Linked DNA regions of Homo sapiens: region 2 is linked to region 1. The links are chromatin loops, found by intact Hi-C in ENCODE. Cell type or tissue: psoas muscle. All regions are shown on one strand. Links, peaks and the distances in the headings refer to the core of each region. The heading gives the core; the rest is flanking DNA.

Region 1 (15,686 bases), core at 3,669-11,668:
TTTCAATGGGCCTGTGTTCCTGGGCAGCTGCTCCTGCCTCCTGCTGTGTCACCTTTGATTCTCTCACTGGTTTTGCCCGTGATGAAAACCTCACACTCCTGACCTGGTGCCTGATGTTGCAAAGGGAGGGCAGAGGGCAGGACCACATGAGTCAGACAGAAGGACGGGGCCTCTTGGAGCATCTGACAAGGTTTATGGAAAAAGCACGTCTCAGAGACTCAATGAGATGCTGAAGGTCTAGGCTTGCAGCCGCACCTGTGTTTGAGTCACTCCGTGTATGGACCGCCACTTCCCAGCCCTAGAGAACCCTTGCTTGACATCAGAGACTTTGGTGAACTCCCCTGATACTCTCAGCAGCAAATGCTGTACATCACAGGCTGGCAGCCTTTTCTGTTTCAGAGTTCACATATGAACTCTTTGATCCTCGTGGGCTCTAGGGTCTCTGTTGCAACCACTCAGCTCTGCTATTGTAGTAGGAAGGCAGCCATGAACAGTAGGGAAAGGGTGGGTGTGGCTATGTTCCAAGAAAATTTATCAAAAAACGGTAGGTGGATATATACCCAAAAGAATTGAAAGCAGGGACACGAGCAGATATTTGTACACAGCAGCATTATTCCCAGCAGCCAAGCAGTGGGAGTAATCCACGTGTCCATAAATAGATGAATGAATAAACAAAATGTGAGATGTGCAGATAACGGAAGATTAGTCAGCCTTAAAAAGGAAGGAAATTCTGACACATGGTCCAACACTGATGAAACATGAGCACATTATGCTGAATGACATAAGCCAGTCACAGAGGACGAATGTGTGATTCCAGCTTCTTCTGCAGCTGGCTTTGCAAGGGCAGCCTTGGCTGGTGTCCCCTTCTCCCCTGCAGTGGGAGCGTCCCTCCCCGGCCCCCCAGCTCTCATGCTAGGCCGGACATAAGTGTCCAAACAGATGGAGTTCTGGCCGCTGCTGCCTCCAGAGGTGGTTGGCCTGGTCAGCATTCTGGGGACTGTCTGTGCCTTTCCTGGATCGTTCGTGGAGAACAGTTGACATCAGCCCAGACCCAGGGGCCTTTGCAAAGGACAGTCATGGCGGCCCCGGGGCAGGGGGCTGGATGGCTTTGGGACTGGCCTTTGAGGGGAAAGGTGGCTTCCCCAAGCCTGGCTTAGCTGGTCAAAGGCCAGGTGCTGCCCTGAATGGCTTCCAGGCCCCCCTGTCATGAGCCTGCTAAGGGTCAGCACTGCTGCAATTAGTCTCTTTGCCAGCAAGTTTTATTCAACTCTTCGTTCCTCCATGTCCCTGACTGGGAATTGACTCGAATGCCCAGAGTTAAAAGACCAAAAGTTACGTAACGTCTCCCAGGGATGATGGCAGCTTATGAGCAAACATGTTGATTAAACACTGCGGCAAGTTGAGACTCGGTGATTGCCTCCGTAGCTAAATAACAGCTCTAGTGCGGGTGAGGAGGAGCCTTTTGACACGTGTGGCAGTTAACTTTGTTGAAGAAGTGAGCAAGGTGACTTATCTGTAGGAAGAAAAATAAAAGTGCTTGTGAGCAAAATAGGGCAGAAATAATGAGGTTTATGATGGCAGAAAAATGTGAGAATCAGAATTGCGGAAAACCGTGTATCGAGCACTTACTACCTGCCTGCTGGGTCTCTGCTAGCTCTTTCACACGTAAATATCGCGTTCAAATTTCGGAGCAACCCTTCAGGGTGGTGGTTATTAGTCTCATAAGGAAACTGAGAGAGGGTAAGCCCAGGTCACCCAGAGGGAAGGGTCACATTAGATGCAGACCTGGATTTGGCCAAAAGCTAAAGCATCCCAGACCCAGAGAAGGGAGTGGAGGAGCCCGAGAGAGAATCCCAGCTCCCAGGACCACCAGCATTTGCTGAATGCCCACTAGGTTCTAGACACTCAGCTAGGCTCTATATAGGTGATTCCCATTGATTCCTCATGACTGTCTTCGTATTTGATGTTCTGTGGTTGTAAGCAACAGAAACACACTGGAGCAAGCTGAAGTAGAAAAGGGAACTCTTTATTTCGAGGACAAAGTGGTGTCTCCTAAACCCACGAACAGGAGACAGCAAGGCTGCCAGGGTTGCCGGAAAGGAGAACTGAAGGGAAGCAAAGGGGCTGGGAGGCTCTCTCTTGCACTCCTGCCTTATCTTCTTGTGTAAAGATATGAAAATGGCCACAGCATCCAAGTCCCTCCAGGTCTCCACCTGGGCCAGTCAACTCTATTGAGGTCAGACTATAGCAGACTAAATGGCTATGAATGAGGTGGAGGCAGCCAAGGAGTTGTGAGTCGGGTAGGCTTTAGTCCTACTTAACTTTTAAAGGTAAGTACCTTTATCCCCATTTTACACATAAGGAATTGAGATTCCCATGAGTCAAATGTCCTTGTCCAAGGTCACATGGCTAATCTTGGTGGAGGGGTAGGAAGGGTTTGGACCAAATCGATCTGACTCAAAACCCATGTTTGTAATCATCATATAGAACTGCTGTAGAGGACCATTAGTCTTAAATTTACCCTTTAATCAAGCTAGAAAAGAAACCAGGATGGTTTAGCCTGAGAAGATCAACCTGAGGGTCTGTATGATATCCAGTCCATCTTGATTTTAAAATCCTTTTTGGAGGATGGTGATCAACTAGCCCTTCTCTACAGCCAAGAAGCAGGCCTCCGATAACAATGTCCCCATGCTCGAGCCCGGACAGACGTGAGGACAAGCTGGTGCTACAGCGAGGGCCAGCCCTTCTTGAAGGCCAGGGGCTGGGGCACAGGGCTGCTGTTGGTTCCATCCGGTCCTCAAGCTGAAATCTGTCCTGACAAACTGCCCCTGGCAGAAAATTGGGACACCTCGGAGGTTTAGATGTTCTCATCTGACCCTTTCACAATCCCCAAGCAGATGGATCCATGTGTTTTCTTTGGCTGTCCTGTTGCACTGGAGAGTGAGTGTTCATTCTTCGATATTTCAGTTTACCCATGGGGTGGAGAGGATGGGGTTTGTTTATAAATGAATGTTTTGGTGTAGACCTGACTTGACACCAACTTAGCTACTTCAGGGATTCTTGGCCCTAAACGAACATTCATTTCTGTCTAAAAAACTTGGCCATGATAGTCCAAACTTTAAATGATGTTAATTTACCGTGAGATGTGATGGAGTATGTGGTCCATGGGAAATATGACTTAGTGTTATTTATCTAAAAATGAGTGTCTGAATCCACCTTCACGTTTATAAACACTGCACACATGCCAGAGATATGAGGAGCAGGGTGATGGAGGGTGTGTTTCCTCTGGGAGAATGAGCCCCTCAGATAAGGGGGAGATTCTTGTGGGGTGGAAGATTTTGGAAGCTGTTCGTGAGACTATTAATTGATGGCATTCTGCTTCTTGTCTTGCAGATTGGAAACCTGGAAGATTACTACCATTTTTATCACAGCAAAACCTTTAAAAGATCAACCTTGAGTAGCAGAGGCCCTCACACCTTCCTCAGAATGGACCCCCAGGTACAGAGTGTCCGGATGCTTTCCTAAGGGCTGGAGGGTTTGGGTCTGTGGTCTTAAAAATGGCGGAGTCTGGATTTTAATGTGATTCTGGATAGACATGAGTTTTCCATATTCACTTTAAATACAGCAAGACAGGTGTAGCTACGAATCAGACCATCTGAACTAAATCATGTGAGTGAGGATCTCTCAGCATTTTAAAATCAACAAAACACAATACTCACAGGAGATACATATATGAATCTTACCCATGAAACAAAAACTCTAAGCAATTCAAGCAAGTATTTTAATAATGAAATTAGAGATCAGGCAGGTGGATGTTTTTGTGGTTGTCATAACATGTATGTTAATGGTTACTATGAATTTGAAAACTGAGGCAGTAACTATGACTTTTTTTCCTCAAAGATTCACATGATCTTCAGGATTAAAACAAATGCGATTTGAAAGGAGGCTAACATTTTAAATTTTAACATAACCCGTATTTATTGGGTGGTTAATTATACTTCCTTTCTGCATAGATTTGAAATTAATATTTGAGAAAGATCAATCAACAGTTATGTGTCAAGATTAAAAATTTAAGATGGCCAAGTGAGCCTCCAGTGAGTTCATTCATTTGGCAGGTATTTTTGGAATACCTTCCATGTGGCTGGCTCTGTCCATAGCAGGGCCCGTGGAGCTGGCGGCAGGGCTGACAGAAAACGAAGCAGGAAATAGAAAAATATGTGATATGTCACAGGGCGATGAGTGCTGAGAAGGAAAATGAAGTTCACGTGAGAAGCAGTAGCAGCCCCAGCAAGGAACGGAGGTCATTGGTAAATCATAGTTTTAGGTCACAGAAATCATCTTCTCTTAAAAGTTAACGTATATACTAGATGTTTGTTTGGGCCCCCTGGCTGGTGCACAATATTATTTCAGCTATTTCCAGAAAATACTTAGAGTAAAGTTTTTATGGAAAAATGGGTTCTTGGTGTTGCCCCAACCCACCTGCTTCAATGACAATCAGGGCTCTTTTTGTATTGACTGAGCAGGGATCTGTTGGAGAGACGCGTTATCTCTGGGCTCTGTACCTGAATTATCCTTCTCTGGGGCATCGCATGGTGAGGGTTTTGATTTGAAGCATATGAGGAAGTGGTCCCCATGGAGCTCACCCATGGACCTGGGCTGTGAAAAGACAGACTTGTCTTGAATATATTTCTGGATTGGTTTTATAGGTGGGTGGATGGATGGATGAATGGATGGATAGATAGATACGGATAAGTCGAACGAGATAGATATGAAACATTGTGCTAATTCCATTATTCCTTCATAGCAAGGGAAGGAGTTAAGTGTTTACTAAGGGATGGCTGTGCTTGGGCACTTTACATGCACCGTCTCACCCCATCACATGGGGGTGAGATTACGTCTACTTGTGCTTACACCATGGAACATGAAGGAATGTTTTTCAAAGGGGCCAGTATATTTAATCCTCTAGGAAAAAAGCCAGATTGTAGTTGCTCCTTCCCAAAGAGTGGGGCACTTGGGGAAGGGTGGATCAGTAGAAAACTGAGCAGCAGGGAGCCTCTGTACAGGGTGCATAGGCTGATCCCGGAGGAGGCGTGAGTTCTGTGCGGTTGAGAGACCGTCATCTGTCATCTTGGAGGAAATTCTAAGCTAGGAAAGAGGTCGACGCAGCATCCCTCCACACTTTCACTTTAAGCAAGCACTTGATCTGCCGTGTGAAGAAACATCCTCATTCTTCAACTGAAGTCTTTTGAGTTGTTGAATTGCCACCACGCGGATAGTTACAATGAAAGCAAGCTGTTTGCATGCAGGAAGCCCATCTCATAAGCATGCTCTGAGAAGAGACGGGGACCGTGGATTTCTTGGTCTTCTTTCCATGAGGCCTTCCAAGAATTAATAAAGCAGATTCTTAATGGTTAGAACTAAGGCAGAGTCGAAATAGGAGACTTAATCTGTGTTTTGACTACATCCTCTGTTGTTGGTGACTATATTTTAAAACTTTTAAAGGTACTCAGGTCGACTGCTCATCCCTTCCTTCCAAAAATATTAATGGTGCACCTGCTGAGTGCAGGACCCTGTGCCTGAGTAATGCAGAGCTGCCCAGCAGGTCTCTGTGTTGCTGAGTTCTCGGTGAAGATGGGGATGGGAGACCTGTGCATGAGCAAGGCAGGCTGAGGCAGCAGAGACAGACTCTGTGGGGGGCTTGAGGGCCACCATACCCTGGACCTGCCTCCTCTCTGCAGCACCTGAGCTGCTTGATTGACCCATTTTAGGTGTGTTAAAAGTCCTATATTCAGTTTGGGTCTGAGGGCAAAGCATTCCCAGGCATTAGTTGTCTCCTCGAAGTCAGCAGAAGGAAGGATAGAGACTTCCTAGGCAAAGGCTAACGTAGCAGTTAAATTTTTTCAAATAAAAATCTCCTTCTCACAGAGCTTCTTAATAAGCTCCTGGCAAGGCTTCTATCAATGCATCCTGCCAGTAAAGAAGAAAGGAAGAAAGGTAAACAGCCTGGGCATCCCAGGCCTTCCTGGAACGTTCCTAGGATTGGCTGATTGTTTCTCATAGTTCTAATTAAATTGTTAGCCCCAGGGAAAGCACACAGACATCTGAACCGATTATGAATTCAGAATCGCAACTGAAATACCTCTGTTTAAATTTGTCTAGCTTTAATGCAAACCAAATCAATTAGCTGTCAGTCTGACTAATATTTACTCCACCCAGTCATTACAATTAAACACTTGGTGAAATTAGCTGTTTTATGGAAGTATTTAGTGTTATCTTTTATTGCAGTGCATCAGAACGTTTCCCTACGTTGGCAAAGCATTTTTATGATACCTTCACATCTGGAGAGTTGTGTAATTAATATTATTAACAAAAGGAAAAGATGATTTAATATTATTCAGAGACTTCGGAATGCGAGGCTGCCATTGTGTTCAAATGACCAAACTGGAAATGAATGTTATGGGGCTTAGGATAAAGTTCCATCAAATGCAGACGGTATCTTATTTTAATTAGTTCCAGTCCCTATTGTATAGGAGTGCTTTGATAAGTGATGGAATGTACAGTCCACCCCATGTCACATAAAAGCAGATAGAATGTACATTTGGGAAAGCAAAACAAAACTCAAGGGGGTGTCAGCAGCAGGACTCTGTTAAGCACGTGTGTGCACGCACACTTATTAGGCATCTTCTTCGCACTGATCCTGTACCGGAATGGTACAGTCATTTTCCTTGCATTCTTAATTACCTTTACTTGATGTTTTTCTTACCGTCTTTGAAAAGGGCCATTTTGCTCAGATTGCTTTGTTACTCAGCCCTGTCCTTGGAGGAACAGCCCAAGTGTTCGCAGTGTGCAGTTATCGGTCGCTGGGTTTTTCCAAGGCTTGTCATTTAAGCAAACTGAAAGCATTTGTTTTTAACTTGTTCTTTTGCCAAAAGTCTGGAGAAGGGTGGATATTACAGAAGCGTCGACCAATCACTGAAAGGGCTCACAAATTTTTTTAAAATTACTTGTTCTGATTATGTTCCAAGCTGGCTTATAGTTAGTCGTTGCTGCCTGTGTCTTCCAGACCTTACATTTTAGCATGATGACTTGGGTTCAGCTCTTTTCCTTCCCTACAGATCTCAGCCAGATTGGTGATGGAAATGGAAGGATAAAGATGTTCAGAGGGAGCCTTGGTGGCTCCTTCTAGGGCCGTAGGAGGCTTGGGTTCAATGCTTCATTTCAGTGCTTTAAAGCTTAGAAGTTGCAAAATGATTGCAAGGACCAGAGGAGGCATTCTGTTTTGTAGGATGGGACTTTGCCCCCGGAGTTTAATCAAAGCTCGGGTTTCCTTCCAGCAGTGATGCAATGTTGAAGCAGATCTTTCCATTAACCACAGATGGAATTTTATCTAACAGTTTTGTGTGCTAGAGCAATTCAAAGTGCAAACAAACAGAAAGTTCCTGACAAGAGCACATAGACAGTAAGTGACCACATTGGTCTCAGGGGTTGATGAACTGTGTCATGGGCTGAGGGCAGGGCCAGGCAGCTGCCCAGGGCCCAGAGGATTTGCCCACGTGGGGACGGTGGACTGCTCCCCCATGAGGGTGATCGAATGACAGTGACAAGTTGGCTGTTCACATTTTCAGCACCACCCAGCTGGTTCTAGTGGCATGGCTGCTAGGAATTGGTAAAAAGTTTGAATGTGTAAATTTACCTTAAAAGACAGCATTTTATTCTTTCACGACATGCTCTGCCCTTCCGCTTAGATATCTCAAAGACAATCCAAAGTCAGTATGTCCCAAACCCAGCTCACTGTCTCTGACCCTAGTCTGTCTCAGAGGGAAGCGCTCATCCGCATTCCACTGCAGTGCCAGCGGCCTCTCCTTCCCCCCTACACTTGTTCCACCTCCCGTACAACCTGGCCCTGCCATGTCCTGTGTCTCCTGCCCTAGGCCCAGCTCCTGTCATCTCTTGCCTGCACCACTGCACTGCCCTCCTTGCTGGCCTCATGTGGGCATCCTTGCCCCGGCCAGTCACCTCCCATGCTCCTGAGGGATCCTCTGAAATACGGCCACCACTGGCCTTTAAGATCCTCCTCGGGTGACTTTCGCTCTTTTTCCCTCTGCAGAGCTTTTGCACAGACGGCTCCCCACCTTCCCCTGCTGTTGCTCTCTTCCCCACCTTCCCCTCTGGGCTCCAATATCCCTGCCACCAGGAAGCCTGCTCAGAGGCTGCGGACTTGGCCTGCTCTTCTAGCAGTCGTATGTTTGTATTCTAGATCTGGCCCTAGAGTAGGAGCACACAGCAGTGTTTGTTGGGAACGATGACTAGTTCAGTTTGTTTGGGATCTGTCAGGGACAGACAGAGTCGGCAGGGGAGCTGCAGGTGGTTCCTGGGGGACCTGGATCGTCAGGCTTGGGAGGGCGTTCAGTGTTCCAGAACCAGAGGAGAGGCGATGGGAAGGCGGACTGACGCTGCTGTGCGGATGCCTCGGGAGAGAGGAACTTGGAGTTCAAAGCATGCAAGCCCATCTCTTGCCAATGCAACAGGAGGTTATCGAGGGTCAAGGCCACATATCATTTGCTTTTACTCCCTTACAAGTCCAGCAGCAACCCAGAGAACAGTAGACAATGCTTCCTGAAGCATATCTCAAGTTCCAGAGATGTGACTCCTATAAGCAAGTTGTGTGTAACATAAGCAACTTCTTTCTATGTAAATACTTTAGAAGTAAATTCTGACCCACCTTGGCTAAATTATGGAAAAATCCTAAATATAGTTTTCAGTTGACAAAGCTGTATCCTGTATTGCTGAAGCTAAAATAACAGAGGTACAGACAGTGACTGCATGTCAGACACGTTGAGCAGTGTTGGACCTCATAGTTTGTTAGTCTGCGGGGGCAGTTGTAACAAAGTCCCACAGGATGCGGGGACTTCAACCGCAGAACCGTATTGTCTCACACTTAGGAAGGTTGGAAGACTGAGATTACGGCGTTGGCAGGGTTGGTTTCTTCTGAGGTCTCTTGATCCTCACGTGGTTGTCCCTCTCTGCGAGTGGCTCTGTCCTAATCTCCTCTTCTCATGGGACACTGGCCAGATTGGATTAGGGTCCCCCGCATCATGACCTCATATTAACGTAACTACCTCTTTAAGGCCCTTATCTCCCATTACAGTCACGTTCTGAGCTACCCCGGGTTAAGATTTCAACATAAGAATTTAGGGGTTCACAGGTCAGCCCCTAACAATAGGTGAAGCTGGGCTCCAGCTGCCTCTTCTGTTGTCAGTGAGTGGAGGTGGGTGGCGGGCGGTGGGGAGAGGGGCACCTTCTGTCCCCTTTCAGCAAAATAAGAACTAACTTACAAATGAGTAGCTTTACTTTCCCAAAGAGCTTTCACACGCACTGTCCCATTTCCGTCATCGGCAGAGCGAGGACTTCCCTCTCTCATGACTGTTAAGCAGGGGTCTTCTGGCACCTGTAGTTTAACTTCAATGGAAAGAATTCAAGAAATGGTCTCTACGCTGTTGCAGTTATGGCTGCAGGGGAGGCAGTGGGGAGGGAGCTGGGCTCGCAGCTGCCTGGATGACACGGGAGGTGGTGGTGGGGGTGGCTTTCTAGGCTGAGTTAGAATGTCCTTTATTTTCTGGTTCCTCCTCCCCCTCCTCTACTGCCCGGGCTTACTCACTGGGTTCCCGCTGTGTGTTTGCCATGGCAGCCTGGGGTTTCCCGGCCCCACCCCTAGGTGAGCCAGTGCTGCGCCGGAGGTGGGCCTGGGCATCTCGCCATGATGGGCTCTCACGAAACCATGTAATCGTCTCTCACTTGTCACGATGGCCCTCTTGCCCTGCTGGAAGATGACAGCCACAGGACCAATCCCTCACTCGGAGAACTTGGATCTGCTTTCTGCCTCTGTCTAGCTTGGTTCAGTGGTTCTTAGCCATTTGGGGGAATCACAGGCCCCTTTGAAAAGCTGTTGGAAGTTGTGGGGCCTCTCGCTCTCCAGAGGAAAAAAGACATCATGCTCATGCCGGCACCATTTTGCATACAGTTCTGGGGTTTCTGGGACTCGAGCCTGTCCTTCCACTCCTTGAGGGACTGTGGGATCCAGGGCAAGATGGCTCCAGTGTGCTGCATGAATCGTCGCCTGTCAGTGAGAGAAGGGCCACGTTGCACATTATGCAGTGACGGGCACTTGTCGGGGAGTGGGATTTTTCTTTCTTTAAATTCACCAGTCAGCTTTCTCACTGAGCTCTTTAGCTGGTTGGATGTTGGCCCAGCGAGGTGCTCAGAGCAGTCAAGGTTGATGGGAATCAAGATCTAAGCGCCACAGACTGTTGAGTGCACAAGCTCTGAGAGAGGGACCGGTCCCAGCCCCTGCTTTACAGTGTGGAGGGAGAGGCCCAGGCAGGGTGCCCACCTCCCACACAGAGAGAATAACAGGCTTATTTTCTACGGTGCCCTGATTGTTCTCTCCTGGAGGAGGCTTTGGAGCTTGGTGGCTCCTGGGTGCCGAGGTATGGCCTCCGACTCCCTCCCTTGATATGCCCTGGTGGACAGTCAGGTCTGGCTTGCAGTCCCCTTGTTCTTTCACAGTTACAGAATAAAGTAACCTTCGCTTTGATGAAACCAGGGAGAAAAGAGAAAAGAAAGAGCTGGCCGAGCTGTCTCCCTTGCGTTGGCTACAACTGTGCAGAACCTGTGTGAACCTGGTGTCCGCAGCCCTGCCGGTGCGTACTTCAAAGAACCTCAGCAGCTTGACTCCCTTGATGCTGTGTGGGACCCCTGGACCGCTGGGGGAGGGTGCCTGTGTATGCCCTTCGTGGCCTTCCCTCCATCTCAGAGCAAAGACTGAAGCCCCTCTCCTTTTAGGACTCTCCAGCTCCCAAGAACTTCTAGGGGCCTTCCTGAGCCACAGCAGGGCCCCTCTGAATAGGCACAGGCTTGAAGTTAGGGCAGAAGGACATGGTGGCTTTGGGTGGACGTGCAAGTGGGAGGGATTTCATGCTCTCTTTGGTGACACTGGCTCATGAGTGAAAGTTTCAAAACACCCTCCCCTGTCGCTTGTCACACCTGGGAATGATATGTCAGCAAGCTTCTGGCCCACCTGTGGCCCACAGGGAAGAAGACAGGGCCAAGGCTGCCCATGGCTGCTCGCTGAAAGGATGCTTGGACAAGGATCACAACTCGGTGGCATGGACAGCCTGCAGCATGGCAAGCCATTTACTGGAACGCGGGCAGGGCCCCCTCCTGGGTCTCTGCTTGTTTATGTTACCCTTTAGGAACATCCTTAGATTTTACCTCGTCTTATCAACAGAGGGACAGTCAACGGATGCCTCATTTTAACTTGGCTTCTCGAGAAGGAAGCTGGAGGAAGCACACACTACAAAAGAAAGTGTTGCTGCGCACCTGTCTTGAGAAGACGATGAAGCCTTCTTCATGATTAGAACTCCCTGCCCCAGAGCGTAGCTTATCTATAACTGTGCTGCATGTTTAGCAGGAAACATACATTTGGAAAATAGAGAAAAGGATAAAAAGGTCAGAGTGAAGTTCTATCTTCAAAGTATGACGTTAAAGAAATCCTGGCACTTTCTACAGATTTGCAGAGAAAGACGGTTTCTGTTTGGGCTAGAAGTGGCATTTGGCAAACCTTGCCTTTGCCCCAAATCACTTATAGTTGATTTTCCACAAGAAAAGTCAACAGATGTCATCTAGCAGTCATTTAGACCTAATCACATTTTCTTTCTTTCTTTCTTTCTTTCTTTTTTTTTTTGAGACAGAGTCTCACTCTGTCACCCAGGCTGGAGTGCAATGGTGCAATCTCTGCTCACTGCAACCTGTGAGGGTTGCTTCCATTCGATGGGAGGGCTGGAGTTTTAGTCGCTTGGTTTGGGGCTGGTGACACACCTCTGACCTCCACAGAGTGTCCAGGTGGCTCCTGGTTTCACCCCGAGGGGGCATTGAAGGCAGAGCTTTGCATCCCAGCTGGGGATGGGAGGGGGAGGCACTTTGGTCCTGGCCGGGAACCAGGTATGTTCATGCTGATCTTCCCAGAACCTAGCGCCAGACACACAGGAAGACTCAGTGCATTTTTGTTGAGTGAGCCACAGAATAAGTGACCCCAGGATGCCTGCTCTCTGGAGACACTGGGGAAGGTGAACCTGGAAAATGGCTTTCTCTTTGTGGTGGGTAGGAGGTGGGATCCGGGATCCCCTTGTGCTGTCCTGGAGCTGGGTGAGAAGCAAGGGAGTGACTGGAACCCAGAGGAAGGGACACAGTGCCGGGAGAATCAGCCTCTGCCACCGCGCTGTCTGCCTGCATCCCGTCTCCACGGAGAAGCCCCCACGCCTGGTCAGTCATCTGTTGTACAGTGTTCGGTTCCATTGGCCTGAGAGCACCTCACTTGCCGTCAGAGACTTACAATGAGCAGGTGTGTTAGCAGAGAGAGGGCTGCCCCTGCGACCACGACAGAGAGAGAGCCCCAAACTGTGCTGCGGGCCGCAGGCTATCACAGTCCCCCTCAGAACTGTGTGCCAGTGTTGTGGGGTTTTGCCCAGAGCCCAGCAAGGACCAAGGGCCGGGATGCCCAGGCTCTTCCATCCTGCTGAGGAACCCTCTTATGACTTCTGGCTCTACGCTTTCCCACATCTCCCAGCTGATTAGTGGGGTGTCACCCACTTGGGCTTGGAAGGGCAGAGTGTGCCTCCTCCTCTGACTGGAAGTGTGGTCTGGTGGGCACAGCAATTGGAAGGGGCTGGATGTTGTTAGAACAGAGAGTTCAGGGCCCCTTAGCACAAACAGGGCTCAGCCTGGCAGGAGGGCGGGACATCCCTGGGAGCTTTGGGCTGTGCGGGATCTACATACCACTGTATTTTGTAATAGCGTGCTGAACAGATTATGAAATATTGTTTGCGGCATCTTAGACCAGGTAAAAAGCCTTCTAGTTCAGGCAGTAATATATGGGGACATTGCAAAATGCCATCAGCCGGTGTTAGGAACAAAATATCTCATTTTATAGTTTTATTTTCTGTGGAAGTATCTGTCAGCGGCCATTATAAATTATCTAGGACTTGGTGCTGAGGATTTTTTAAGTGTGTGACGTGAAACTGGTTTTGAGCCCTTTGCAGTGTTTCTAAGGCGTCTGGTCTGCTGGTGTTTTATAGACGAATTACATCGGGGTGGGACAGGCTGGGATGCCTCTCTTCCGGCATTTTGCCCTGTACACCAAGGATGTCTTGGAGGCCATCCCCAGCCCTAAATTTGAGCTGTGTATGCAGGTGCTCCGCTCTCCTTGCTCAGGGTGATGTGGGGAGGCCAAGGCTCAGGGAGGAGGAAGAGAAATCTTGTCCCTTTGCTCTTGGGGACTGTTACTCCCTGCCCACTCAGCCTCAGGTAGCTCTGTTCTAGCTTCCAGCACGACCCTGGGTCGCCAGCCTTGGGTCACCTTGGGGCCCCGCCCCCTTCTCTTGTTCCTCCCCTGCCTCTAGCTGCCTCCTCCAGGCAGCCTGCCCTGTTTGGAACTCACATCATCCTCTGATTGGTGGGATCCCCTGAATGTAGTGCAGACTCCTCGAGAGCACGGCCCTGGCGCCCATCCTTATCCCACCCATGTCAGGCCCCAGAGCCAGGCTGAACCCCAGCTTTGAGCATTATTCAATCAGGTGGAGCTGCCGTGGTAAGACCAAAGAAAACATTCCCACTCAGGGTCCAAGAAGTCTTTACCCCAAGATCCTTTTAAAATGAAAAAGTTTTTCCAGCTTGAAAAGAATGTGTACACGGGATGATAAGAGCAGGAGTGCTCCAGGCACTGGTCTGAGGGCTTTATATGTGTTGTTTCTTATATTAACCCTGTGGCAACCCATGACTGTCCCCACTGTGTGGGTGGACACCACCCTGAGGCCATGGATGTCCACTGTCAGCTCCAAGTCACACAGCTGGTGAGCACGGGGCTGGGTTTTATTGCAGGTGGCCTGGTGCCTTGATCCTTGGTCTTAAATATCAGTGATACAGCCTTGTGAACTTTTTTCCTTGATCGTGAAAACAAATCATGCTGATTGAAAGACATTTATGACATCCTGAAAGTAATTGTAAAATTTTAAATTAGCAATAATGTCACCACCCAGGAACTGATGCTACTACTATTTTGCTGTATTCCTTTCTAGATTTTTCTCTGTGCATGTTTTGGTACCATATTGCTGGTGGCTGCCAAATATTCCAATATATGGCTTACCATATTTACTTATGTCCTTACTGTAAAGCAAATTCCAATACCAGTTAACCAAACACTTTCTTCATTCACTGCTTTCCCATGTGTGTATTTCCTTTTTCTTCAGGACAAGGATCACCAGATAATTTATCGGCAATTTCACAAGGCTGGCTTCCTTCCTTCTCTCCCTCTCTCCCTCCCTTCCTTCTTGTCTTTCTGTCTCTCTCTCTCTCTGTCTTTTTTTTTTTTTGACAGGGTCTTGCTGTGTTGCCCAGACTGGAGTGCAGTGGCACCAATCATGGCTCACTGCAGCCTTGACTTCCCAGGCTCAAGCAATCCTTTCACCTCAGTCTCCTGAGGAGCTGGGACTACAGGCATGCGCCATCATGCCCAGCTAGATTTTTTTTTTTTTTTTTTTGGAGAGGTGGGGTTTCACCATGTTGCCCAGGCTGGTCTCAAACTCCTGGGCTCAGGCGATCTTCCTGCCTCGGCCTCCCAACGTGCTGGGATGACAGGCGTGAGCACTTTCTTTCTTTTAGTACAACGACTTCAAAATCTATCAGAGTGGTGTTATTTCTTCCTCTGTATACACAAACAACTTCTCATCTTTCAAATGTAGTCACTTTGAAGTGAAAATGTCCCCAGGAACTTACCATCTAAAATATCTGCTATGACACAGATATTCACGCACAAGGAAGGCTGTAGCACCTGCAAAGAGGCTACATAAAATCAAGAAATCATTTCTAATATAAACAGTAATTGCATTTCTTCTGGTAGGTGAAATGGCTCCAGCAACAGGAAGTGAAACGAAGGGTGAAGAGACAGGTGCGAAGTGACCCGCAGGCCCTTTACTTCAACGACCCCATTTGGTCCAACATGTGGTACCTGGTGAGTAGGACAGGACCTCTGTCTGCCCCAGGACACTTGCACTGCCAGGTCTCTGAAATGGGTTAATTTCCCTCAACAAAGCTAAATTCAAACAACATCTCCAGACAGACACACTTCACCTTGAGGGTGTAAAACCACTACCGCAAGGCTGTGCAGTACCGGCTTTCCTGTGGATTTTTTCTGAAACTTTGTGCAGCACACTCTGGGATGGGGGCTCTTTGAGAAGGGAAGTGATTTGATGCAGGCTGTATGACTAAATGGCAAAGCCCAGCCCATGGACAGAGCTCCTGCTGGGAGGCGATGCCCTGGGAAAATATAGATTGCAGGTGCAGAAAAAGCAAGGGAGCCGTCTGCATGATTCTCGATCCGAGTGGGAAAGAGGAGCTCTGCTATGTAAGGCAGGGATAGGTGTTCCCTCCTTTTTTACTTGCAAGCCTAAGCGCCTCCCTGTGGGGTGTGCACCGAGTGTCAGTTCTGCATCTGGAATGTCCATGTCGGGGGGACTTTGTGTCTTTCGTGCTTACAGCATTGTGGCGACAAGAACAGTCGCTGCCGGTCGGAAATGAATGTCCAGGCAGCGTGGAAGAGGGGCTACACAGGAAAAAACGTGGTGGTCACCATC
Region 2 (15,379 bases), core at 2,787-10,786, 200 kb before region 1:
TGTAACATACTTTCAACAATTAAAACTTCTCAGCACTCAACATGGTTTTTTTTTTTTTTTGCTTTTTTTTTTTTTTTTTTTTTTTAACGGAGTCTCTCTCTGTCACCCAGGCTGGAGTGCAGTGGCTCAATCTCGGCTTACTGCAAGCTCCACCTCCCAGGTTCACGCCATTCTCCTGCCTCAGCCTCCCGAGCAGCTGGGACTACAGGCGCCCGCCACCACGCCTGGCTAATTTTTTGTATTTTTAATAGAGACAGGGTTTCACCGTGTTAGCCAGGATGGTCTGGATCTCCTGACCTTGTGATCCGCCTGCCTCAGCCTCCCAGAGTGCTGGGATGACAGGCGTGAGCCACCGCGCCCGGCAACATGGTTTCTTTTAAAATCATCACTGTAATGAGATGATGCCCAAGGTTTGCTTCAGGGTACTCTGGAGGGGAAAGAGGAGGGTTTTGATGAAACACAGCTGGCCAAGTGTTGATTATTGGAGCTGAGTCATGGGTACTGTTCTCTTTACTTTTTATTGTTAGGTGTTTAGAAATTTTCCATAATATAGTTTCAGTATTATTAGATCTTAGAATTTAAAAGATCCTTAAATCTTTTAAGGATTTATTCCTAACATTAAGATTTTAGAGATGAATGAAAAAATAGACTGAAAACATGGATGACTTGATCCAGGTCGTCCAGGTGGTGGTGAGCTCCTCCTGACTCCAGCCCTGACCCCGTGTTAGTGCACTTCCTGTTAGACTGGGTCTTTGCTTTATTTTGACTAAAAAGCAATGAGATTGATAACTTTAAAAAAAGAAAACATTGGTTTTTTAGTACAGCTAAAAATTGTATGTTTACTTTTGACATTTAAACTGTCTTCCTGCCCGTAATTATTTGGTGGTGTCAGTTTGTGAAATAGTCACTTGTGTTCCAGTTAAGGGCTACGATCAGGGGAAGCCCTTTCTCAAATCTGACATAATGTGGTGATTAAACCGTGACTGGCCACAGCTGGGGTGGAGGTGGTCTCATGGAATCCTGTCTGTTTGCCATCGCAGCATCACCCTCGGTGGGTTTGGAGCAGACCGTTTCTACCTGGGCCAGTGGCGGGAAGGCCTCGGCAAGCTCTTCAGCTTCGGTGGCCTGGGAATATGGACGCTGATAGACGTCCTGCTCATTGGAGTTGGCTATGTTGGACCAGCAGATGGCTCTTTGTACATTTAGCTGTGGTGTGTGCTTCAGAAAGGAGCAGGGCTTAGAAAAAGCCCTTTTGTCCGTAGGAGTTGATGTGGTGTGAGTGATATATTTCTATGTTTTTAATGTACAGCATCTGTACTTTGTTTGCCTTGATAAAGGTAAGATAAATGAAACGCTGAACTATGCTAATCTGGAATTTGTTTTTATTTGCCTGAAATATATTTTTTTCTGTGAAAAAATTAAAACGTACTTAAGCCAGGAGAATGAATTATACAGTGATTGAAAATCCATTTAATTCCTATGACTTTTGTTTTGTATTGCCCAAGTCAAACTACATCACTTGTATCTCCAGCCCAAATGTAGTCTGCCTTGAAAAGTCTTTCAGCTGTGACTGCAGGAAGTGGGAGTGTTTTTATTGTTAGCTAATTGCTGTGACTGCAGGAAGTGGGAGTGTTTCTGTTGTTGGCTAATTGAAGTTATTAGGCTCAGCTTCAGTCATGTGTAAGTTTTGCAGTGTAATACATATGTAGTCTGGTCTGTATATATGAAAATTTGAATTAAACTGCAGAATGTTTATGTCTAGTTATGGTTTAAATTTTCTTAGTAGTATATAAAAGGTAAGAGTACTGAAAAATTAATAAAATTGCAAGTTAAGAAATACTGTGGGCCTGTTTTCTATATTAAATATAATCTTGAATAATCATTACAACTTACCTTTATTGTTAAGAATAACATTTTTATCTTTCAGGGCATTACTCCATTCTAACAGAGTCATAATTGGCTGGTTTATTGACACAGTGGAAATATATAAATGTTTTTGAGTATAGATCTGTTATAGACCCTTTATCGGGGAAAAAAAACTCAGTTATTCAAAAAGATTTTTACTCAAGCTTGCTTTTGAAACATTTAAAAACTTAGCATTTTTTCTTTCAAATGTGGGTATCTGAGTTACTGCTTTTTAAACACTTGTGTGTATTATCCAGAAGACTGTTAACCACCATATCATATCTAGAAGCTATAAAATATCTGCATATTTCATTCAGCAGATGATTTATTGATTTCAGTTTACCTGAAAGGTTTCAGTGATCACTTGCTGCTGTTTAAAGCACAGTCCTTTTCTTAGTTGAGTGACAGTTCCATCTCTCGTCGCTAGGTGGCGCATCCCCATTACATTTGCTTCCCCATTCTAGTTCCAGAAACAGAAAAAAAAACTGGTTTTGTTTTGTTTTGTTTACGAGGAACTTGTCACAGAGCATGAGCAGTTCTTCAGGATGGGAGTAACCCGGTTTATGTGGACCTTTCTTTCTGAGAGCAAAGACACACTTTTTGTATCCGTTAAACTGTTGATTGAGCAGGTGTTTCTTTAGAAGACGATCTTTTCTTCAAGAAGTAGCCCCTTTGCTAACTATAATAAAAATGTCTCCTGAGTCTCCTTATGTAGCTCTGTGTAGAAGAGAATCTAATACTTCCCTGTTGAGCAACCATGCAAGGTGGAACCAGGGAGTCGGTGGGAAGTTAGTAGGAAGTATGCATTGCCCTTGGTGGAAATAGGTAACAGCATCCTTGATTAACCATTTTTGTGGCTCTGGGGCCTGAATTAGATAATGAAGCTGCAGTGTCTGAGAGTAAAGCTCAAAGATTCAGAATCCATGAAAGGAGGCATAAATGAACTTGTTCCCAAATCCTAAAAAGTTTGCACAAGGGCATAGCCCTTGGAACCTGAAGGATGTAAGCCAGTCAGGAATGCTTCAGATCAAGGACTTTGATAGAGCTGATGGCCTGAGACAGAACTAGCAGGAAATACGAAGAGATTTTCAAATAGTACAAACAAATTTATGAACGATGAACTCATACACAGCCCCAAAAAGAAACTGCAAAGTAAAACTATACTTTCAAAGGGCACTAGGGAGTGTGGGTGCAATCTCTTGTAGCAAATCCCATGGGCCTCTGCTGGCAGCAAAATGCCATGTTGGAGTCTGACCTTCAGGTTCTATTCCTCTGCTGTCTTAGATTTTCAGGATTGCTATAACAATACCATAAACGGCGTGGCTTAACAACAGAAATTTATTTCTTAAGAGTTCTGGAAGCTAGAAAGTCCAAGATGAAGGTGCTGGTAAATTTGGTATCTGGTGAGGGCCTTCTTCCTCATAACATCTTCTCACATCCTCACATGGTAGAGGCAGGGAAGATCTCTCTGGGGCCTCTTCTATAAGGGCACTAATCCCAATCCTGAGAGCTCCACCCTCATGACCTGATCACCTCCCAAAGGTCCCACCTCCTGATACCATCATTACAGTGGTGAGGATTTCCACATGTGAATTTGGGGTGGAAAAGACACAAATACTCAGTCCATCATGTGTGAGCTATGGGCTCTGACCCAGGGATATGATTAGATAGCCATCCTGTTCACACAGGTTGGGAACCATATCAGTCAACCATCCTCTATTGATAGTTCTCTAGACACTCAGAATTTATCACTGCAGCAGGCCATCTGTCATGATTTCCCCTTAAGAATCTCTACCTTGCTTTGTCAGCTCTCTTCCATTTACCCCAGTAATGCCTCACGGGAAGGTGCTGGGTTATTTATGTCTACCCCCTCCATTGTCCCTAGAACAATGCCGTGCACACAGAGGCTCTCATTTATTTGCTGAGTTAATGCCACGGGTGTCCTCAAGGTTTTGAAGGGACTGTGTACAATTCCAGGGACTGGCAGTTGAGGTGGCTGCAAGGAGATAATATATAGAAATTGGCTTCAAGTAAATATTTGTCTGTAACACCATGTTGATCTGATTTCTGCAAATTGCTGAGGAACAACTGGTTTATGGTGCGTATAAAAAGATTTTTTCAAAGATCTTATGCTTCAAGATTTTAAAATGTAAAAATACCTTCTCTATGCCACACAACTTCATTTCTCTGTACTTTTTTTTTAATGCCTTATGCCAGACTTGCATTTATTTTGGGCATATATCATCAGCTACGGAATATGCAAATGATTTTAATTCATCCTGTAAGCAATGAGTGGAAAATGAGCTGTACCTGATGCAGCTTCTCAAATACAACATTGAAAAAGCCTGAAAATGAAGGCACTACATAAGTAGAATATGCATAAAAAGGAAAAAAAAAAACACCCAGGAAAAATGGAGGCAGATTCCTCCGCTCCTGCTCTAAAGCTTCCCCTCTGTTCTGCCCTTTTGGTAGAGTATGAAGTGTCACATGAATGTTAGGGGGTAGACACATTTTTTAAACTTTTATTGTATATACATCGTATGCGTTTCTTTCATGGTAAGAGCACTTAAAATCTACTCTTAGCAAATTTATAATATGATAACTGTAGTGATGCTATGCACTAGACCTATTGGTTAATTTTGTAACCTAGGCAAATTTGATTTAAATTCTTTTAAATGTATTGAAATTGTCTTCCATAAACACAACACTTTTATGCAAAATACGCTTTGATGGAGACACGTGGACATAATTTACTAAGGCTCCACGAAGGCAGGGCTCTGGTTCTCTGCTGTAGCTCAGCTCTGAGAGCCCTGCCGGCCATGCAGCAGGTGCACAGTGACTAGGAGTTTGATGAATGAGTAAGGAGGAATTGCTGGGAGTAAGCTAAACACCTAAAAGTATTGCTGAGAATTTTTAAAGTGGTAGAGTGCAGCTGGATTGCAGCATCTCCCTTCTCAAATACTTAAATGATAAACACACTGTAGGAAAAGCCAGCACCTCCTTCCTGCCCAAAACCAGCAAACAAATGAAAACTCCACAGCGAACAAGCAAAAGGATACAGCCAAATGCCAAAAACGTCAAAAAATTGTGAATACAGGGAAAAAAAATTATTGCTCAGGTGTGTAAGATTACTCCCGCAAATGGCCCTGCTGGCGCAACAAAACTCAGAAAGTCTCACTGGAGGCCAGACGTGGTGGCTCACACCTGCAATCCCAGCACTTTGAGAGTCCGAGGCGGGCAGATCACCTGAGGCTAGGAGTTCGAGACCAGCCTGGCCAACATGGTGAAACCCCCGTCTCTACTAAAAATACAAAACAATTAGGTGGGCGTGGTGGCAGGTGCCTGTAATCCCAGCTACTCAGGAGGCTGAGGCAGGAGAATTGCTTGAACCTGGGAGGCAGAGGCTGCTGTGAGCCGAGATCATACCATTGCACTCCAGCCTGGGCAACAAGAGCGAAACTCTGTCTCCAAAAAAAAAAAAGGTGGGGGGGTCTCACTGGTGAGGAAAAACAGGTTAATTCGGAGAAAGAGAGGTATCTATATCTTTCTCCTGTTACTGCTGGGGGAAGTGAAAAGGGCTGCTGGGAAGAGACCAGTGAGAGAGGGCTCGTGAACAAACAGGAGGGACTCTGATGGGTTCAGGGGTTCCCTGCTGAACCAGATAAAGGATCCAAAGCCTGGGGTGACCCCCAGGGGTCATTGCATCATTCCCTGGGGAGGAAACTTTGATTCAGGACATTTAGAAAATCCTAGTCAAGAAACCAGAGACCAGATATTCTAGCAAAGATATAGTCTCAGCTGAGCTTTTCCCTGCCTCACTCCTAGCTATCAGGGCACGGAATGTAGAATAGAACACAAAATACAACTTGCAAAATGCTCGAAGAGAAAACCAAGGGAATTTGTTCACATATTATGAAGTTGTCCTTTTACATGAGAACAAAATGAAATGACTCACCACCCACTAGAATGACTATAATAAAAGGCATTCTTAACCTGCCTGCGCAACGTAGTTACGCCTGTCTCTAAAAAAAATAAATAAAAATAAGCAGGTGTGCGCCTGTGGTCCCAGCTACTTGGGAAGCTGAGGTGGGAGCGATCTTTGAGCCCAGGAGGTGGAGTTACAGTTAGCTACTGAGGACTAAACTCTGACCTTTTTTCCCTCTTGCCCAAATTCCTATCTAAGGGGCTGGGGAGTTGCACCTTATAAAATCTCAAAGCAGTTTTATTTAACCCTATGTGATGTGGCTTACTTTCCAACCTGACTCTGGCATAACATCACATGACAGATAAATCAAAATATTTTAACCCCAAATATGTTTCTTTGCCATATCTTGAAATGGCCCCGCATAGCTGTCTCTTGGAAAAATCTACATTCTGCAAAGAATCCCCTTCCCTTTCAGGTCTTTTCCCTGACACAGCAGAGAATCAGTCACAAATCTGGCACCTTTTTCAGTCTAAGAAACATTTCCAATCTATTCTCTCTGAAGCTCGCAATCTGGAGGCTTCATCTGCATGATAAGAACCTTGGTCTCCACAATCCCTTATCATAACCCAGACACTCCCCTCTGTTGATTAGAGGTCTTTAGACAATAACACTTTCAACCAATTGCCAATTAGAAAATCCTTGAATCTACCCATGATCTGGAAGCCCCTGCTTCGAGCTGTCCTGCCTTTCCAGATGGAACCAGTCTGCATCTTACATGTATTGACTGGTGTCTTATGTCTCCCTAAAATGTATAAATTCAAGCTGTAGCCGGACCACACCGGGCACATGTTCTTAGGACCTCTTGATACTGTGCCTCACTCATATTTGGTTCGGAATAAATCTCTTCAAATATTTTACAGAGTTGGACTCTTCATCGACACTGTGACCACACCACTGCACTCCAGCCTGAGCCACAGAGCGAGACACTGTCTCTAAAAAATAAAAGAAAAAGAAAACACAATAACAAGTATTGATGAGAATGTGGAGAAATTGGAACCTTCATATATTGCTGGTGGGGATGTAAAGTGATGTAGCTGCCCAGGAAAACAGTCTGGCAATTTGTGAAAATGTTAAACATAGAGTTACCATGTGACTTGGGGAATCTTCTAGGTATACACCCAAGAGAAGTGGAGATATGTTGTGAAAGTTGTCAGCACCAAAATGGGGTCACTTAGGTCAAACCCTAGCAAAATGAATCCGGGAGGCCCTGAAGGAGGAGTACTCACGCACATGTACCTATGATAAGAACTATTACAAGGACTCCCTGGAAACCATAAACACTCCATGTTAAGCTGCTGCTGTGAAGACATCTCCCCAGCAACAGCCAGCGTGACCAATGAGGAGCTATGAGCTTCAACAGTCAAGAGTTTTTGTTTCAAACCAGCTTACATGACTTTCTCCTTTTTGTCTTTATAAAAGTTTGCCTTGACCCCAGCATCTTTGGGTGTTTCTTGGTTCATTGTGGCATGGGTATCTTGGATTGCAATCCCCCACCAATCCCAGATAAACTCCTTTGGAGAGCCTATCTGTCTATTGTTATTTTAGGTTTTAGGACATACACTAAAAAACTCGTTTACAGCACCATTATTCATAGTAAAAAAGTGGAAACAACCCAAATGTCCCACTGATGAATAATACATAAACAAAATGTAGTTCATTCATATAATGGAATACTATTTCATCACATAAAGGAATGAAGTACTGATACACACCATAAGGTGAATAAACCTCAAAAACACGGTGCTAAGGGAAGAAAGCCAGTTACACTTTAAGCTGGTAACCTTTACAGCATATAAATTACTTCTTAATAAAGCGGTCTTAAAAAAAAAGAAACGGCTCAGTAACCACACATACATATGATAGAAGGGGAACGAGAGAACCCAGATGAAAGGAAAGACAGGAAGAAACACAGTCTGCGAAAGAAAGATGAAGAGTTCATCTTGAGGAAAATATAATCCAAGAAACACAGGAAAAGCCCCTGCGAAAACTCTGTACTATAGAACACTTAAGCGTATTTCTTCATTCAGCGAAAGTACTGAGCCCCTATGTGGCATGCACCCTCCTGAGCCCTGGGGATTTAGCACTAAGCTAAGTTCTTCCTTTCATGAAGCATGTCATATTCTTGTGCACAAAAATATAAGCACAAAGAGATGATTCCACTGAACCCCCGCCCCTCCCCATCAAGCAGGGAACGTTGATTTGTCCACACTGGAATAGATGCTTACTTTGAACACGGATTCGCCTTCTCTAGCTTTATTCACTGTTTCACACAAGATTGCTTCTGATCAAAGAATTTATTTCACAGTAAAAGAAATGTGGCACCAAAAGTGAGTTCATGCTGAGAAAGTGGAAAATGGCCCTGATAGTAGCCAGGCTGTGATTTTAATCACTAAATATAAAAAATGCTCACAGATTGCAAACAGTATTCCTTTTTTCTCCCTAGTTTCTTAAGGTAGATGCTTGGGTCACTAATTTGAGACATTTCTCCTTTTCTAATATAAGTATTATAAGTAATGCTATAAATTTCCGTCTGAACTTTGAGAACATTTCACAAATTCTATTATGTATAATTTAAAATATTTTATAATTTCACTTTTGAATTCCTTTTGGTCAAAAGATTTATATTATTATTATTGAGACAGGGTCTTGCTCTGTCACCCAAGCTGGAGTGCAGAGGCACGATCTCAGTTCACTGCAATCTCCACCTCCCAGGCTCAAGAGATTCTCCCACCTTAGCCTCCCGGGTAGCTGGGACCACAGGTCTGCATCACCATGGTGGGCTAATTTTTAAATTTTTTTCTAGAGGTAGGGTCCCACTATGTTGCCCAGGCTTGTCTTGAACCCTTGGGCTCAAGTGAGCCTCCTGCCTTGGCCTCCCAAACTGCTGGGATTACAGGCATAAGCCACTGCACCTGGCCCAAAAGATAATTTTTAAATAAAGCATTTAAAGATAATTGTTTAAATGAGTTATTGGTCTTAAAAATGTCCTCAAAGACATTTTCAAGATATATTTTTGTACTTAGTTTGTAGCTGGTTTTCACTGTGGTAAGAGAATAAAATTTGTATTATTTTAGTTATTTTAAATTTGTTGATTTGCTTTATGGCTCACATACGGTCTATCATGCTGAATGTTACATGTGCACTTGAAAATAATGTGTATTCCACTGGTCCAGGTCATGTGTTTTATCAGTGACGATTAGGTCAATTTGCTTGATAGTATTTTTCAGCATTTTTCTATCTTTGCCAATATTCCGTGTTCTTATTCTGTCAATTACTGACAGAGAAATGTTGCAGTCTCCAACTCTAATGGTGGCTTTCTGTATTTCTCTTTTCAGTTTTTTGTTTGTTTGTTTGTTTGTTTGAGATGGAGTCTTGCTCTGTCGCCCAGGCTGGAGTGCAGTGCTGCGATCTCGGCTCACTGCAACCTCCACCTCCCAGGCTCAAGCAATTCTCCTGCCTCAGCCTCCTGAGTAGCTGGGATTACAGGCATGCACCACCACACCTGGCTAATTTTTGTATTTTTAGTAGAGACGGTGTTTTGCCATGTTAGCCAGGCTGGTCTTGAACTCCTGGCCTCAAGTAATCCACCTGCTTCGGCCTCCCAAAGTGCTGGGATTACAGGCATGAGTCCCCATGCCTGGCCCAGACTGGACATTTCTATTGATATGCTTTTGAGTTCATCGATTTTTCGTTCCTCTATCATCTCTTGTCCACTACTGAGGCAGCCCAGTGAGTTTTTAATTTCAATTATTATATTTTTTGTTACATAATTTCCCTTGGTACCTTTTTATATCTTCTATTTATTTTCTACTTTCTATTTGTATTAAGAGTGTTAGTAATTGCTCAGTGAGGCATTTTCATGATAGTTGCTTTAAAATTCTTGTCAGGTAATCCCAATGTCTGAGTCTTCTCAACGCTGGCACCTTTTGATCATCTCTTCTCAATCAAGTTGTGAATGTCCTGGTTCTTGGTATATGGATTTTTTATTGTCTCCTGGACATGTTGGATATTATGTCATAAGAACTAATTGTTTTTTCTTTTAAATTCTTCTTCTTTTTGGGTATAGTCTGCAGGCCCAGGTGGGGCTTCATGTTCAGCTCACTGTTGGACTTCATTGACATCACCCTGAAAAAGGTGGATTTTTGAGGAGCGTGAGAAGAAGAGCATGAGAAGTGCTGAATTACACTGTGTTGTTGCAGATGAGCGTCCCTAACCACAGCAGTCCTTGAAGAAGAAAGATGGTCTGATAGGAACTGCTTATTCAGGAACACATTGCAAAATCTGTGGGTGTCCTTCGGGATCTGAGGGCCTCACTCCTACAACTGCAAGGAATTGAATTCTTCTAACAGTGTGATGAGGTTGGAAGAAGACTCCAAGATCCAGAAAGGAACACAGTCCCACCAACACCTGTGTTGTAACCTGGTGACACCCTGAAACAGAGAATCCAGCTAAGCGATGCCCAAAATATTCATCCACAACGTGTTGTTTTAAGCTTCCAAGTTTCTAGTAATTTGTTATAAAGCAATAGAAAAGTAATATATCCTTTCCGAGGCTCATCTTCATTCCAAACGTTCCACATTTCCTTCTGTTATCATTTATTTTCTGTCGGAATTACTTCCTCCAGCAAAAAAATTTTTAAGGCAGTTCTGCTGGTAACAAATTTTCTTAGATTTTCTTCATCTGAGAATATCTTTATTTCACCCTCATACTTGAAAGTTAGTTTTGCCAAACATAGAATTCTGGGTGACAGTTTTTCTTTTTCTTTCAGCACTTGAAAAGTCTTATGACACGTCCTTCTGGCCTTCATGATTTCTGCTGAAAAATATGCTGTCATTTGAATAGTTTTAATGCTGTAGGTAATAATTGTTTTCTGGCTGTTTCTAAAAGTTTTAAATTTGTCTTTAGTTTTCAGATGTTTTATTGTTATGTATTTGGGCATGGATTTATTTGGATTTATCCTGCTTGGAGTTTGCTCAATCTCTTAAATTTGTCAACTTATGTCTTTTGCCCAATTTGGGAAATTTTCAATCATTTTTTCTTCAGATATTTTTGGGCACCACACTCTCTTTTCCATTGAGTCTCTGATCACATTAATTTTAGATTGTTATCGTCCCACGTGTTTGTGAGATTCTATTCATTTTAAAGTCTTATTTTCTCCTTATTTAGGATAATTTATATTGATCTAGCCTCAGATTCATTGTTTCTAATGTTGTCTCCACCTGCTATTCAACCCATTCAGTGACAGCTTCTTTTTATTCACATATTTTATTTTTCAGTTCTAAATTTTGTGGTAAGTTTTCTTTTTTTTTTTTAAGAAAATTTTTTTTTTATTATACTTTAAGTTTTAGGGTACATTTGCACCTTGTGCAGGTTAGTTACATATGTATACATGTGCCATGCTGGTGCACTGCACCCACTAACTCATCATCTAGCATTAGGTATATCTCCCAATGCTATCCCTCCCCCCTCCCCCCACCCAACAACAGTCCCCAGAGTGTGATATTCCCCTTCCTGTGTCCATGTGATCTCATTGTTCAATTCCCACCTATGAGTGAGAATATGCGGTGTTTGGTTTTTTGTTCTTGCGATAGTTTACTGAGAATGACGTTTTCCAATTTCATCCATGTCCCTACAAAGGACATGAACTCATCATTTTTTATGGCTGCATAGTATTCCATGGTGTATATGTGCCACATTTTCTTAATCCAGTCTATCGTTGTTGGACATTTGGGTTGGTTCCAAGTCTTTGCTATTGTGAATAATGCCGCAATAAACATACGTGTGCATGTGTCTTTATAGCAGCATGATTTATAGTCCTTTGGGTATATACCCAGTAATGGGATGGCTGGGTCAAATGGTATTTCCAGTTCTAGATCCCTGAGGAATCGCCACACTGACTTCCACAATGGTTGAACTAGTTTACAGTCCCACCAACAGTGTAAAACTGTTCCTATTTCTGCACATCCTCTCCAGCACCTGTTGTTTCCTGACTTTTTAATGATTGCCATTCTAACTGGTGTGAGATGGTATCTCATTGTGGTTTTGATTTGCATTTCTCTGATGGCCAGTGATGATGAGCATTTTTTCATGTGTCTTTTGGCTGCATAAATGTTTTCTTTTGAGAAGTGTCTGTTCATGTCCTTCGCCCACTTTTTGATGGGGTTGTTTGTTTTTTTCTTGTAAATTTGTTTGAGTTCATTGTAGATTCTGGATATGAGCCCTTTGTCAGATGAGTAGGTTGCGAAAATTTTCTCCCATTTTGTAGGTTGCCTGTTCACTCTGATGGTAGTTTCTTTTGCTGTGCAGGAGCTCTTTAGTTTAATTAGATCCCATTTGTCAATTTTGGCTTTTGGTGCCATTGCTTTTGGTGGTTTAGACATGAAGTCCTTGCCCATGCCTATGTCCTGAATGGTATTGCCTAGGTTTTCTTCTAGGGTTTTTATGGTTTTAGGTCTAACATTTAAGTCTTAAATCCATCTTGAATTGATTTTTGTATAAGGTGTAAGGAAAGGATCCAGTTTCAGCTTTCTACATATGGCTAGCCAGTTTTCCCAGCACCATTTATTAAATAGGGAATCCTTTACCCATTGCTTGTTTTTCTCAGGTTTCTCAAAAATCAGATAGTTGTAGATATGCGGCGTTATTTCTGAGGGCTCTGTTCTGTTCCATTGATCTATATCTCTGTTTTGGTACCAGTACCATGCTGTTTTGGTTACTGTAGCCTTATAGTATAGTTTGAAGTCAGGTAGTGTGATGCCTCCAGCTTTGTTCTTTTGGCTTAGGATTGACTTGGCGATGCGGGCTCTTTTTTGGTTCCATATGAACTTTAAAGTAGTTTTTTCCAATTCTGTGAAGAAAGGCATTGGTAGCTTGATGGGGATGGCATTGAATCTGTAAATTACCTTGGGCAGTATGGCCATTTTCATGATATTGATTCTTCCTACCCATGAGCATGGAATGTTCTTCCATTTGCTTGTATCCTCTTTTATTTCCTTGAGCAGTGGTTTGTAGTTCTCCTTGAAGAGGTCCTTCACATCCCTTGTAAGTTGGATTCCTAGGTATTTGATTCTCTTTGAAGCAATTGTGAATGGGAGTTCACTCATGATTTGGCTCTCTGTTTGTCTGTTGCTGGTGTATAAGAATGCTTGTGATTTTTGTACATTGATTTTGTATCCTGAGACTTTGCTGAAGTTGCTTATCAGCTTAAGGAGATTTTGGGCTGAGACAATGGGGTTTTCTAGATATACAATCATGTCGTCTGCAAACAGGGACAATTTGGCTTCCTCTTTTCCTAATTGAATACCCTTTATTTCCTTCTCCTGCCTAATTGCCCTGGCCAGAACTTCCAACACTATGTTGAATAGGAGTGGTGAGAGAGGGCATCCCTGTCTTGTGCCAGTTTTCAAAGGGAATGCTTCCAGTTTTTGCCCATTCAGTATGATATTGGCTGTGGGTTTGTCATAGATAGCTCTTATTATTTTGAAATACGTCCCATCAATACCTAATTTATTGAGAGTTTTTAGCATGAAGCGTTGTTGAATTTTGTCAAAGGCTTTTTCTGCATCTATTGAGATAATCATGTGGTTTTTGTCTTTGGCTCTGTTTATATGCTGGATTACATTTATTGATTTGCGTATATTGAACCAGCCTTGCATCCCAGGGATGAAGCCCACTTGATCTTGGTGGATAAGCTTTTTGATGTGCTGCTGGATTCGGTTTGCCAGTATTTTACTGAGGATTTTTGCATCAATGTTCATCAAGGATATTGGTCTAAAATTCTCTTTTTTTGTTGTGTCTCTGCCTGGCTTTGGTATCAGAATGATGCTGGCCTCATAAAATGAGTTAGGGAGGATTCCCTCTTTTTCTATTGATTGGAATAGTTTCAGAAGGAATGGTACCAGTTCCTCCTTGTACCTCTGGTAGAATTCAGCTGTGAATCCATCTGGTCCTGGACTCTTTTTGGTTGGTAAGCTATTGATTATTGCCACAATTTCAGATCCTGTTATTGGTCTATTCAGAGATTCAACTTCTTCCTGGTTTAGTCTTGGGAGGGTGTATGTGTCGAGGAATTTATCCATTTCTTCTAGATTTTCTAGTTTATTTGCATAGAGGTGTTTGTAGTATTCTCTGATGATAGTTTGTATTTCTGTGGGATCGGTGGTGATATCCCCTTTATCATTTTTTATTGTGTCTATTTGATTCTTCTCTCTTTTTTTCTTTATTAGTCTTGCTAGCGGTCTATCAATTTTGTTGATCTTTCAAAAAACCAGCTCCTGGATTCATTAATTTTTTGAAGGGTTTTTTGTGTCTCTATTTCCTGCAGTCTGCTCTGATTTTAGTTATTTCTTGCCTTCTGCTAGCTTTTGAATGTGTTTGCTCTTGCTTTTCTAGTTCTTTTAATTGTGATGTTAGGGTGTCAATTTTGGATCTTTCCTGCTTTCTCTTGTGGGCATTTAGTGCTATAAATTTCCCTCTACACACTGCTTTGAATGTGTCCCAGAGATTCTGGTATGTTGTGTCTTTGTTCTCATTGGTTTCAAAGAACATCTTTATTTCTGCCTTCATTTCGTTATGTACCCAGTAGTCATTCAGGAGCAGGTTGTTCAGTTTCCATGTAGTTGAGCGGTTTGGAGTGAGATTCTTAATCCTGAGTTCTAGTTTGATTGCACTGTGGTCTGAGAGAGAGTTTGTTATAATTTCTGTTCTTTTGCATTTGCTGAGGAGAGCTTTACTTCCAAGTATGTGGTCAATTTTGGAATAGGTGTGGTGTGGTGCTGAAAAAAATGTATATTCTGTTGATTTGGGGTGGAGAGTTCTGTAGATGTCTATTAGGTCCGCTTGGTGCAGAGCTGAGTTCAATTCCTGGGTATCCTTGTTGACTTTCTGTCGCGTTGATCTGTCTAATGTTGACAGTGGGGTGTTAAAGTCTCCCATTATTAATGTGTGGGAGTCTAAGTCTCTTTGTAGGTCACTCAGGACTTGCTTTATGAATCTTGGTGCTCCTGTATTGGGTGCATATATATTTAGGATAGTTAGCTCTTCTTGTTGAATTGATCCCTTTACCATTATGTAATGGCCTTCTTTGTCTCTTTTGATCTTTGTTGGTTTAAAGTCTGTTTTATCAGAGACTAATATTGCAACCCCTGCCTTTTTTTGTTTTCCATTTGCTTGGTAGATCTTCCTCCATCCTTTTATTTTGAGCCTATGTGTGTCTCTGCATGTGAGATGGGTTTCCTGAATACAGCACACTGATGGGTCTTGACTCTTTATCCAACTTGCCAGTCTTTGTCTTTTAATTGGAGCATTTAGTCCATTTACATTTAAAGTTAATATTGTTATGTGTGAATTTGATCCTGTCATTATGATGTTAGCTGGTGATTTTGCTCGTTAGTTGATGCAGTTTCTTCCTAGTCTTGATGGTCTTTACATTTTGGCATGATTTTGCAGCGGCTGGTACCAGTTGTTCCTTTCCATGTTTAGTGCTTCCTT

The links. Hi-C counts contacts between places; a loop is a spot of excess contacts. Peaks named below come from ENCODE experiments on the same cell type or tissue, not always from the same donor. Only the 100,000 strongest peaks of a DNase experiment are listed, where the experiment ranks them.
Region 2: it touches region 1 in a loop (3-fold over the local background); 8 of 110 quality-filtered maps call a loop at or near these places.

The regions. Positions count from the first base shown.
Region 1 is chr15:101,431,368-101,447,053 of GRCh38, reverse strand. PCSK6 (proprotein convertase subtilisin/kexin type 6) reads left to right here. Exons shown (of 22, transcript NM_002570.5): 2 at 3,394-3,498; 3 at 14,954-15,064; 4 at 15,591-15,686. Among named protein-coding and RNA genes, the nearest start is that of PCSK6, 50 kb to the left of the region's middle. In psoas muscle, for the core only: no CTCF peak of the experiment used is centred there; DNase peaks (open chromatin) are centred at 7,533, 7,863 and 8,393; H3K4me3 peaks cover 357 bases; H3K27ac peaks cover 1,599 bases.
Region 2 is chr15:101,628,306-101,643,684 of GRCh38, reverse strand. It overlaps TM2D3 (TM2 domain containing 3), which reads left to right. Exons shown (of 6, transcript NM_078474.3): 6 at 1,041-1,837. The coding sequence ends at 1,206. Among named protein-coding and RNA genes, the nearest start is that of TM2D3, 16 kb to the left of the region's middle. RefSeq lists a silencer at 2,243-2,402. In psoas muscle, for the core only: no CTCF peak of the experiment used is centred there; no DNase peak of the experiment used is centred there.